Regions from separate parts of the Homo sapiens genome. Here region 1 is linked to region 2. Evidence: chromatin loops called from intact Hi-C (ENCODE). Cell type or tissue: mammary epithelial cell. All regions are shown on one strand. Each heading gives the region's core, and the rest is flanking DNA. Links, peaks and the distances in the headings are about the cores only. Region 1 has its middle 170 kb from the start of HAO1. Region 2 has its middle 98 kb from the start of HAO1.

Region 1 (5,389 bases), core at 83-5,082, 69 kb after region 2:
GTGTGTGTGTATGTATTAGACTAGAGGATACATATTCAATTTTCCTAATTTGTCAACATATTTTTAAATGGATTTTTGTTTGCTCTTTTTCAGTATTATGTGGAAGCTTATGTTATTTGGGCACAATTCTTCATTTTCTTCTGTCTTTATGTGTCTAGCATGGATGGAGAAGATTAGCTTGTCTTATTGACTTTGGGCCTGGTCGTGTAACTTGAGCTCTCCAGTGGAATACATGCAAGTAGGCCAGCTCTCAGGGAGATTATGAGAAGCATTTTTGTTTCTACTGCCCATTGAGCTTTGGCATGTAAATGTCACAAGAGCAAGGCATTCCAGATGGGGTGGGGCTTCAGCCTGGGTAAAAAAATGAGAAGCTAAATGGAACAGTTCGAAACCTGCTGTGCACTTGGAGCAGAGCTGCTTCAGCTGACCTACTGAATCACAAGCAAGAAATATAAGTTTGTTGTGAGCTGCTGAGACTTTGGGGTTATTTATTACTGCACCAGAAGTCCAGTAGTGTATCTTGTACCCTGTGTATTTTAAAAAATTCTCAATCCATGATAAAGTGTGTAATTACAACTATTTTTAACAGAATTATTTTTAAACTTGTTTTGCACCAGTGAATACTCTTAGCTATTTATATAATTGGAGAGAAGCAGAGTTCTGCTTTTACAAAATTTGTTGAGGAAAGCCATACACAACAAAGTATGTTCAGAAATACAAAGATTAGAACTATATAATAGTATATGTAGTTGATTCTGAATTAATTTTCTAAAATAAGAAAAATAAAGTACAAATACAAGAATTAAGAAGTAGAACAAACTAGGTTGTAAGTGATAGAAACCTAACCATGCCATTTAGGCCACGGGAAAAAATATTTGAAGGATATTGGGTCTCATATAATTTTTGGAAGGGCAAAGAGACATCTGGTTTTCCTAAACAAATAGAATCAAGAACTCAAATGTACCAGAATACTCTTCCTCACACTCTTGTGTCTGCTTCTTTCACCGTATCATAACTTTCATTTCTCTTGCTGTGAACTGTCTTCATCAAGCTTGTTCAACCCATGGCCCATGGGACCCAGGACAGCTTTGAATGTGGCCCAACACAAATTTGTAAACTTTCTTAACATATTATGAGATTTTTTTGTGAGTTTTTTTAATTTTAATTTTTTTCTTATTTATTTATTTATTTTTGGCCATCATCTATAGTTAGTGTTATTATATTTTATGTGTGGATCAAGACAATTCTTCTTCTTCCAATGTGCCCCAGGGAAGCCAAAAGATTGAACACTCCTGATCTAAATGACAGATATGGCCATGGATACCCTCTCAAGGAATATGTTAATGCTTTGCAAACAGGGAGAGACTTTTCCTCATTCCTTTGTTTTGAAATAGAAAATTCCAAATTTAGTTCTTTTGTTTGGACCCTGTTAGTGTCTTACATTCAACTTTAGGCCAACTGGCTCTGCCTGGGGGTAGTGTAATATAACTGAAAGTCTATTGTAGAATTCCATGACTAAAAACAAGTGAAGAAAATATTCCCTAGGAGATGTTATTCACAGAAAAGAGGATGCTTCCTTGGCAGAAAAAAAAAAATAGATGACAAATTCATAGTATTTGAACAAATAACCCCAAGCCAAGTGAAAGTTTATTATATGCAATTCATATTCAAAAGTCCTTGATTAGGTTTTATGTCAGTGTGTTTCTCAATATTGTTCATGGATAATCTACATAATAATCACAGGAAAACATAATGGACCTAAGTTTGAGAATCTCCACTTTAAATTTTCTGATGCAAAAGTATTTTGTGAGATCAAAAGGAGAAAAACAAGAAATTCTGCTATCTGATGATGACATCAGCATGAAACGATCCCTTTGTTCTTCACATAAAGGACATGCAACTGTGCTTTTACATTTTCTGGTGGCTTATTTGCAATATTTGAAGTAAAATGGCTCTAATTATGTTTTCCTTTTTCTTTTCCCCTTTTAAACCTCCCTTTTCTCACAACTCACTGCACATTTATTGACTAAGACTTTCTTTCCTACTCTCCTCTATTCCTACGGATGCATTTTCAGTTTACTCTCCAACTACTTTCCATTTTCCATTTGCATTATTAAAATACAATCTACAATTCTGTATCTGAAACCCGTGGGCCCAGATGTATTTTAGAATTTTTTTTGTCCTTGAGAAATATCCCATGTATTAGTGAGGTCTGAGTCAAGGCAATACAATACTCCATATTCAAACACATTAATATTTCTGCAGTGAAACTAAGTGGGATAAATATTACAAAAAACAAACAAACATAAACCTTGTCAGTGAAGGTCAGCTTTTGCCATGAATAAGTTACCGAAACCTTGAGGTTTCAAACTGTTGATACTTGTGAATTGCAGATAAGAGATTGCCTCAATAACTAGCCTTATTTCTTGCCCTCAATATAACTTTCTGTTTCAAAGAATATTTCAAAGATGCGCATTTATTTATGAATAAATGGACATGAAGGGAAATATCATGATGGACAAAACAAAGAATGGGTACAGAGAAAGAAGGCCATCAGTCTGCAGGCTGAGTAAAATTTACTAAGTATCACTCTTTAATTTGGAGTGTTGTTATGATATGGAGGAACTGCTGACAACTTATTTCAGTCTCAGGTGTTTAAATACCCTACATATATTTGGGGGGCAAGTTGTTGAGATATTTTCCTTAAAAATCTTATACCATCTCTATTGGTGATGGTGAATTTTCTTGCATATTCTCAATACTCTGTGTATTGGCTATCTCTCTATTTCTTATCATTCTCTCCATTACCTATCTGTCTTCAATCTTATCACATCCTGTGTTAGTTGTATTTATTACCTGTGTTAGTTGTATTATTATTGCTGTGTAACAAATAACAAAAACACCTCAGTGTCATATGACAATTTGGGTTTATTGCTCACATGTCTGGAGTCATCTGGGAGTTGGCCGGGTGACTCTGCTGAACTATGCTTAACTTACATGTCTGGGCTTGCCTGGTTGTTGGCTGATCTAGACTCTTGGCTCAGGCAACTGTGCAGCTGGAGCAGCTTGGCTCTACTTCCTATGTATTCATTCTCCAACATGCTATCTCAAGCATTTTCTCATGGCAATGGCGGAGGCATAGTAAAGCAAGCCCCAGTGAACAAGCCCATTTCTAGATTCTGCTTGTGTCACACCTGCTAACACTCCATTGGCCTAAGCAAGTCATATGATTGAGCCGAAGTGAAGGGACAAATCACCCCATCCCCAGGTCGGTGGCCCAGAAATGTTACATGGCAAAGGATGTGGATACAGAGAGAAATGAAGAATTGTAAGAATCCTCACAGTCTTCAACTCTTCTCTCCTCTGGACTTCCTTGCTTAACCTCTGATACAGTTTGATATGGTCACAATTTATTTCTTTCTGTTTACAGTTCACTCCATGCAACCTCTGTCCTGGCAATCTTGAATTATTTCCCGCTCCTATATACACACCATGATTGTCTATGCTGTTCCCTTTGCTTATGGTGTTTTCTCCTCTCCCAATTTAATCCTTCAAAGTCTGGCTGAAATAATAAAGTGTACATGAATCTTTCCCCGTGTATGATAACTCTTTGTATGCAATGCCCTGTACTAACCAACAAACTGAAGGTAGGGTCAGTGCCTGCTTCATCTCAGTATTACCCACTATGCCTTGAACAAATAGGGTCATGAAAAGAGCATGGCTCACTTCATAAATAGAAGGCCCTACCAAAAGTTTATCATAGAGGAAAAGATTAGTAAAAATGTAAACTGTATGGAAAAATTTTCACTTCTTTTATGAGTTTAAAAAAAAGAAGAAAATCAGCAGAAGAGAATATATTTTACTGTTTAGTTAGGGCTTAGATCATAGCCCACATGGCATTGGGCATAAGGGTGGGAATATCATATTTTGTGAAGCCACTACAACTTGTATTCAAATTCTGAAATGATTTCACTTGATTATTTGTATAAACTGAGGTAGGTTATGGATGTTCTAAGGACTTATTTTTTCTTTTCATACATTTATTGTGAGAATTAAATGGGACTTTTAATTATGTCCCATTATATTATTTATAACTAAAATGTACATATATAAATTATGTAGGGCAACTGACATTATAGGCATTGAGAAATGTCAATTTTCATTTCCTTCTATTCGTTCGAAAGAAAGGAAGTTAAATAACACGATCAAGTAATAATTTAATCTTTTCTTTAGCAATTTCACACACTCAGTGTAACACACATTTACATTAATTTCCTATTCTTTACCAGCTCTCTGGAGAGTCCTGTGGCACACATACAGGGAAGAGTGAGGCACCTCAACCTCTGCACACCAATGATTTGTGACAATGGTGGTCAGCTCCTGTAACATCCTCTGTCTCAAGTATCTGTCTCATAGTCCAGATGGTTGGCAAAACATAATCTGAAAACCTACGAAGTTGCTTTTTATATCTGGAGATGGGCTGATGTTTGATGTCCTGATCTAGTACATCAAAATCTTGTGGAGAAACCACGAGTCTGTCTCTTGTCTGCATAGAATTCAAGTGGACTGCCCTTGGGCCAAAATGATTTTGCAGCTTCAGAAGCAAAAAAAGAAGAAAACTGACAGTGGCTCCAAAGTGACCCTAAACCCACTCTGTACCTTGTTCTGACATTGCTCAGCTACCCAGAGGTTTGATTTTAGTCTTCTAGGCCTCAAAACAACCCTCTAATGGCCCTATGAAAGTGATTTATGTGCAGTACAGGAATAACACAATACCAGTTCTGTGGCCAAAGAGAAGTGAATTGTTAACCTTGGTGCTTTGGGTTTTGGTTTGTCAATTACGTAGAGAAGCTCCCGACAGTATAGTTGTTGGTCAGAAATGAAACACCTGGCAATCTGCCACATCCTGTGGAGTTGAGATCTTGCTTTTGATTTGAAAAGCAGCATCATATTTGTATTTCCACTTAAGTGACTTTCAGCTGCTTTTGAATCACCTGAAGTTGAATGAAAGTATATTTTACCAGGTGTTTTCTAAGCAAGATTGCTTAGAAATCTGCCAGAGTTACTGGGAACTGATTTGTTCATATGTGTAATCATGAATGGGCTCACCAATTTCTAAAAACAAATGATAAAAATAGAAAGACATAATAAGTCTACAGTAAACTAATTCTTTATACTTTTTCATGAGAACAGGTTAAATCTATACTTAGGATGGGAAAAAGCAAAGACGTATTCATTTTATTAAGCCATACCAAACAATGAAAAACCAGGAAGGAAGTAGTTATTATTATAAGAGAGCTCTACTGTCTGTTAAAATACAAATAAGAAGAAGCACTTTTGTGTGTGTGTGTGTGTGTGTGTGTGTGTGCGATCCTGCATATGGCAGCTT
Region 2 (5,389 bases), core at 233-5,232:
AAGAATTTATTTTGAGGAGTCTTATTTTTGTATAAACGATGTCCCTTTGACTGCATCACCTCTCTGAGGCTGAAATCAGAAAGGAACATAGAATAGTACATCATCCATGGGATATTATATCATATTATGAGACTTTAGAAAACATTTAGTTCTGCTTCAGGTGACATATCTCATTAGAGACAGAATTATTTTAAGAATTTAGATTTAGATTCTCACCTAACTCTTTCTTCTGTAAGTCACATTTCATCATTTTAGTCTTTCTTCAACTCTTTGAATGAATGAAGTTTTCCTGCAGTCACTTCTGTTTCCTACCAGTTTGTTATTAAGTTTCTTGCTTTCTGATTGATTGCTTCTGTTCCTTATATTTCTAAACCCAGACTGTCAGATAAGGTCTGCAATGCCCAAACACCAAGCCACAAAATCTTAGTTTGTTTGAATTCCTCTAAGATCAATCTATCTTCAAGGAGATTGGCATTCAAATGTTCAGAATGGACTTGTGGGGAAAGAGTGAAGAGCACATCTCATCTAAACAAATTTGAAAAAAAGAGATGGACTTTCTTGAGCCTGGTGCTTATGAATGTGTGTCCTCTTCTCCCCTATGAAAATTTCGTTTGAATATCATTTTAAAATAAGCGTAGAAACTATTTTCCAAGGCCCTTTCCACATACAGGTGGGTCAGTATTAACACATTATTTGTATTAATAATTCAGTGTTATCTCTCATAACTAATATGCTGCAAATATTGAACGGGGGAGCAGCTGTGTAGCTGCTCACATCTGAAATAAACAAAGAGCCAGTGTCTGTAAAAAGAAAGAGCTCAATTCATAACAAAACTGCATATATTTCTAATATAGGAACTATAGCTGCTTTGCAAAGTTCTCTCTAGAATAGTGGGAGACGTTATTTTACACATTCAGCATTCACCAGCTTTAACTTTCCAAACATAACCTGTTTCAAATATTTTAGGGATATTTTTTGTTCTGTTTTGTTTTTACTTTCCCTAAATTGGAAAGCCAAAGACTGCCTTCTGGGGGTCAAGCACTTGATTGACAGTAGAGCTCTGGTCTGAGCAATCAGAAGGTATCAGGCAATGGTGCAGACAGGAAGAAGCAGAGAATCATCAGGTAGAAAAAAGGCCAGAGGCCCTGGGCTTGAAGTCTTGCCCCATGTCAGAAGTGAGGTCTGAGTAGGCTGGGATCAGGGCCAGGGGAAGGCACATGATGGTGGGATGTTGCAAGGGAGTCAGAAGGAGTTGGGAAAGGAGCATACAGAGTGCTGGAATTGTCTTGGGTGAGACAGACTTTTTCTATTGGGGTCTGCATGCAAAAATCCTGCCAAGTCTCAGTCCTAAACTTAAGTAATCAGGTTGGTGGAAGGAAAAACTATGAAGGAGGTAAGGATTGCTGCCAACATTCTGCCATGACTTTTCAACACCCCTTAGCTCTTTTGGCAGATTCTCTCCATCCAGGTGTTCAGACCCCCACCCTCCCTTTTCCTGAACTACAGCTTCCAAGGTCACCCACATTGTAGTATCATTAGGTATGACAAGCTTCATATGCCAGACTTTTCTCTCCTAGTTTTTCTGCTTCCCCCAAATCTGATTCCTTCTTTGCTTGTGCCCTTGATCTTTGTTGAAGTTAATTTGACAACTGATGGGAGCTGGAGTATCAATGAGTGATAATGTCTCAGTGTTTCCTTCCTTTCTGATCACATCTGTACTCTTCATCATGCAGTAAAGCAGGACTTCTGGAACTGGGCAGGAGAGAGGCCTTTCCTTAATTCCTTCAGATTGTAGCTTATTACTTTGCCCATGAATGGGGGCCGAAAGGATAAAAAAATATACCTTTCCCTCATCCATCACAAAGGCCATGACTAACACTCCTATAACAAAAGACAGGTTAGCAAGAGAAACACATCACACATTTATTTAACAAAGTTTTACATGACATGGGAGCCTTCAGAAATGAAGACCTGAAGACCCAGGGAAAGCTGTGTGTTTTTATGCTAAGTCTAATGAAAGAAGTGGATAGTTGTGGAGAAACATGATTTGACAAAAAAGGTATGATCTAATGGTAATAAACTGGGGGAAAGAGGAGACCCTAGCAAGACCTGTTTGTTCAGATTCTTCCTGATCTCTCTGTGTAGCATTATTTCCCCCTGGATATGGGGCAGGACCCTCTGGAATGAGGGTCTTATGGCCTACTTTCAAGGGAGGTAAGTCAGAATGTGGCCTTTCTAAGTTTTATGGTTTGCTTTGGGGTAGAGGAGTTCTAATTTCTATGACCCACCTTTGGGAGAGGAATCTGGTTTCTATGACATGTCTTAGAAGACAGAAGAAAGAGGGAAAAGGTTGGAGATACCTTGTTGCAGAGGCCTTTCCTATCTCCTCCATTTCAAAGTACTCAGCATGCCAAGATGTCATACTTGGTAGTATTCTGCTCTAAGTCCCTACAGGGCAAGCTTTCAGAGTATGAACTTAGCTGTTAGAGTGGCTGTGGTTTAGGAGAAGTAGAGGGAAGGATGGAGTTTGCTAGAGGGGAAAATCATTCAGAAACTGGATGGAGAATAAAGACCTGTAGAGCTGGGGTGGGAGCTAGGTTGAGAGTGTACATAGACAAGCTTTGAGGGATAAACACAAAATATTGTAAGGACATCATGAGTGGCTGAGGAAATTCCATAAGCCATTTTTTTTAAAACCATGGCTTGAGCTATTGGATTTCTATAGGATGGTTTTTCTCTTCTACTCTGTGAGTATAGCCCAGCCTTCCATTCTTCTAATGCTCATTGGTTCTGTTACAGAGTCTGGGGATGGAAAAGGTTGCTTAGGTGTCAGCCAAGACACTCCCTCTGCTTGGGGGAGAGCAAGCTGCCAGCCCGACTATCCGCTTCCTGCCAGCTTAAGGAGCTTATGACTCAGATTCAAGCAAAACACTGAGCTGAAGCAAAAAGGGAGGGAGGGAACCTTAGCTCAGATGAAGGCTCTAGGGCCAAACTGCATCACTGAAACATCCAAGTCAGGGAAACCCATCAGACCAGGAGGCTATGTGATTTTGTGTTTGTCCTCTGCTTCGAAAACCACAAACATATGCTTACACACAACTCCATTTCTCTCCTACTCATACAGACATATTTCCCCCTGAGCTGAAATCCTGAGGCTGTTGCACCCTCCTGCAGGAAAAGCTACTCTTGGGAGCTGGTCTGAGTATTAGCCATCTCTCAGATTCTGTGATAGCAGAGAAGTCTTCACCAGATGTTATGATTCAGCTGGTGTGTCCAGTTGTCCCTCCTTGCCTTGTGTTGCCCGAGTTTCCATTTCTCACAGAAGGAGGTGTTGAGGGAAGACTACAGACTTATTCAGGAATAACACTGAAATCCAGACACATGTGTTTCAAAATCCTCTGTGATTCCAGTAGCTTCCTGGATATTGCTCTGGTGGCTGAGCTGCTGCCAATGTTGACTTGCTGGTCATTTGAAAGCCAAACTCTACCCCTGAGGAAAGGTACTGGATGAATTATAGAAATCTCTATTCTTTCTTTTCTTTCCTCCTTCCATTACTCATGTACATACCCACATCCCTCCAGCTCCTTCCAGTTGTCTCCTTGTGAGTAAACATTAGTCATTTTCTACAAGTTCCTTACCTCCATTCACTAAAGAGGAATGTGTAATCTCTTTGATTGAAGTTGAAAGTACTGACCTATGTACTTTTGTGTTAAGTATAGTTTATAGTTAATACTACACACATACTCCTTCATGTATGATTGTATTTAATATACATAATCTTCCTAAAATTCAACTTTGGTCTATGTCTTTATTTTTTGAGAAATCCTAAAAACTCTCAGTCAACTGCCTGGGGCCAGATTCCTTAATGCCATTTGGAAATCTTTATGATCTGGACATGACTTAAGCTTCTAGTCTCACCTCACTTAGCATCACTCCTTAAACTGCCTGAGGCTGGTCTCCTTAATCCCCCAACCCAATTTAATTGCCCCTCTCTTTGAAATGCCTTCTTCTAACATCTGTCTAATCCCAAATATTTTTAAAACCCAAGCCCACGTCAGTTCATTATCTTTGTTGAGGCAAATTGAAGGAGAGGGAAGAGGATAAGAATAAGAAGAAATAAGAGAGAACAGAGATAAAGAATAAATAAATGTGTTGAAGCTTAAGGGGAAAGAAGCCCGGTTATGATGTGTGGTTTCCTTGGGAAAGTCTGGCATTATTATACGAAGTTCATTATAGACAGCCCCTTCTTCCTGCCAACACTTCAAGAAGCTCAGAATACAGATTTATCAGTGCACCAAGAGCTGCTAATCCCAGTCAGAAAAATCTATTATTTTTATTCGAGGGAAATCATATTTTCCATGCTTAACAGTGACAGATATGTGGGATGTCAAATTAGAATCAGATGGTAGTTTAGTGGGCATGGATACCATGAAAGTGGAATTAGTTGGAAGAACTAAATTCCAGTTACAATTTAGCCTGATAGTTATATCTCTTTCATCCTTGAGGACTCTTCAATAGGGGTACCAGTGGATCTAAATTGTGCTAGACAGGTTCTCAAGGTTATATCTCTATGCTTCCAAGGCTGATCAATGCTGTTTCTATCAAATGCATTTCTTTCTCAAGTATGCTAACACTGTCCCTCTGGGAACTATCCAGGCTTAGATGGAGAGTCTCCTGCCTCTTTAAGGTATGTATCTCTACTCTAATCCATTACCTGGGAGCTTCACTGTTTAATAATATTACCAGTTATGCCCCATAGTTGGTTCCAGTGAGGCTCTAATACTAATTAGTTTTATATAGTACTTTGTCTCTAGTAGTTTCTCAGTAAATATCTGTTGACTAATAATTTGTTTACCACATTTGTAGGCTATTGTATATTCCCTTGTCTAGAAAAGGCCAGGAGTATAATTAATAATTCAGAGTTACTGGCTGAAATTTTCCAAAAAGCTTCAGATCAAGAATGAGATCATTGGAGAAGGGGAAATGGGTAAGGCACACAATATAATTTTGCTTTAAAATACAATTAAATGGCCGGGCGCGGTAGCTCATGCCTGTAATCCCAGCACTTTGGGAGGCCGAGGCGGGCGGATCACGAGGTCAGGAGATCAAGACCATCCTGGCTAACATGGTGAAACCCCGTCCCTACTAAACAAAATACAAAGAATTAGCTGGGAGTGGTGGCGGGTGCCTGTAGTCCCAGCTACTTGGGAGGCTGAGGCAGGAGAATGGCATGAACCCGGGAGGCAGAGCTTGCAGTGAGCCGAGATGGTGCCACTGCACTGCAGCCTGGGCGACAGAGCGAGACTCCGTCTCAAAAAAAAAAAAAAAAAAAATACAATTGAACAATTTATATTTTTCTTGATGTAAAGGACTTCAGATATATTGAAAC

The links. A loop is a pair of places that touch in the nucleus more often than their neighbours do. Peaks named below come from ENCODE experiments on the same cell type or tissue, not always from the same donor. Only the 100,000 strongest peaks of a DNase experiment are listed, where the experiment ranks them.
Region 1: a loop joins it to region 2, with 3 times the contacts of the local background. A loop is called at or near these places in 4 of 110 quality-filtered maps.

What each region holds. Positions count from the first base shown.
Region 1 is chr20:7,770,195-7,775,583 of GRCh38, reverse strand. No RefSeq gene overlaps it. Among named protein-coding and RNA genes, the nearest start is that of HAO1, 170 kb to the left of the region's middle. In mammary epithelial cell, for the core only: no CTCF peak of the experiment used is centred there; DNase peaks (open chromatin) are centred at 3,003 and 4,873; H3K27ac peaks cover 2,243 bases.
Region 2 is chr20:7,839,614-7,845,002 of GRCh38, reverse strand. No RefSeq gene overlaps it. Among named protein-coding and RNA genes, the nearest start is that of HAO1, 98 kb to the left of the region's middle. In mammary epithelial cell, for the core only: no CTCF peak of the experiment used is centred there; DNase peaks (open chromatin) are centred at 2,892 and 3,592; H3K27ac peaks cover 2,932 bases.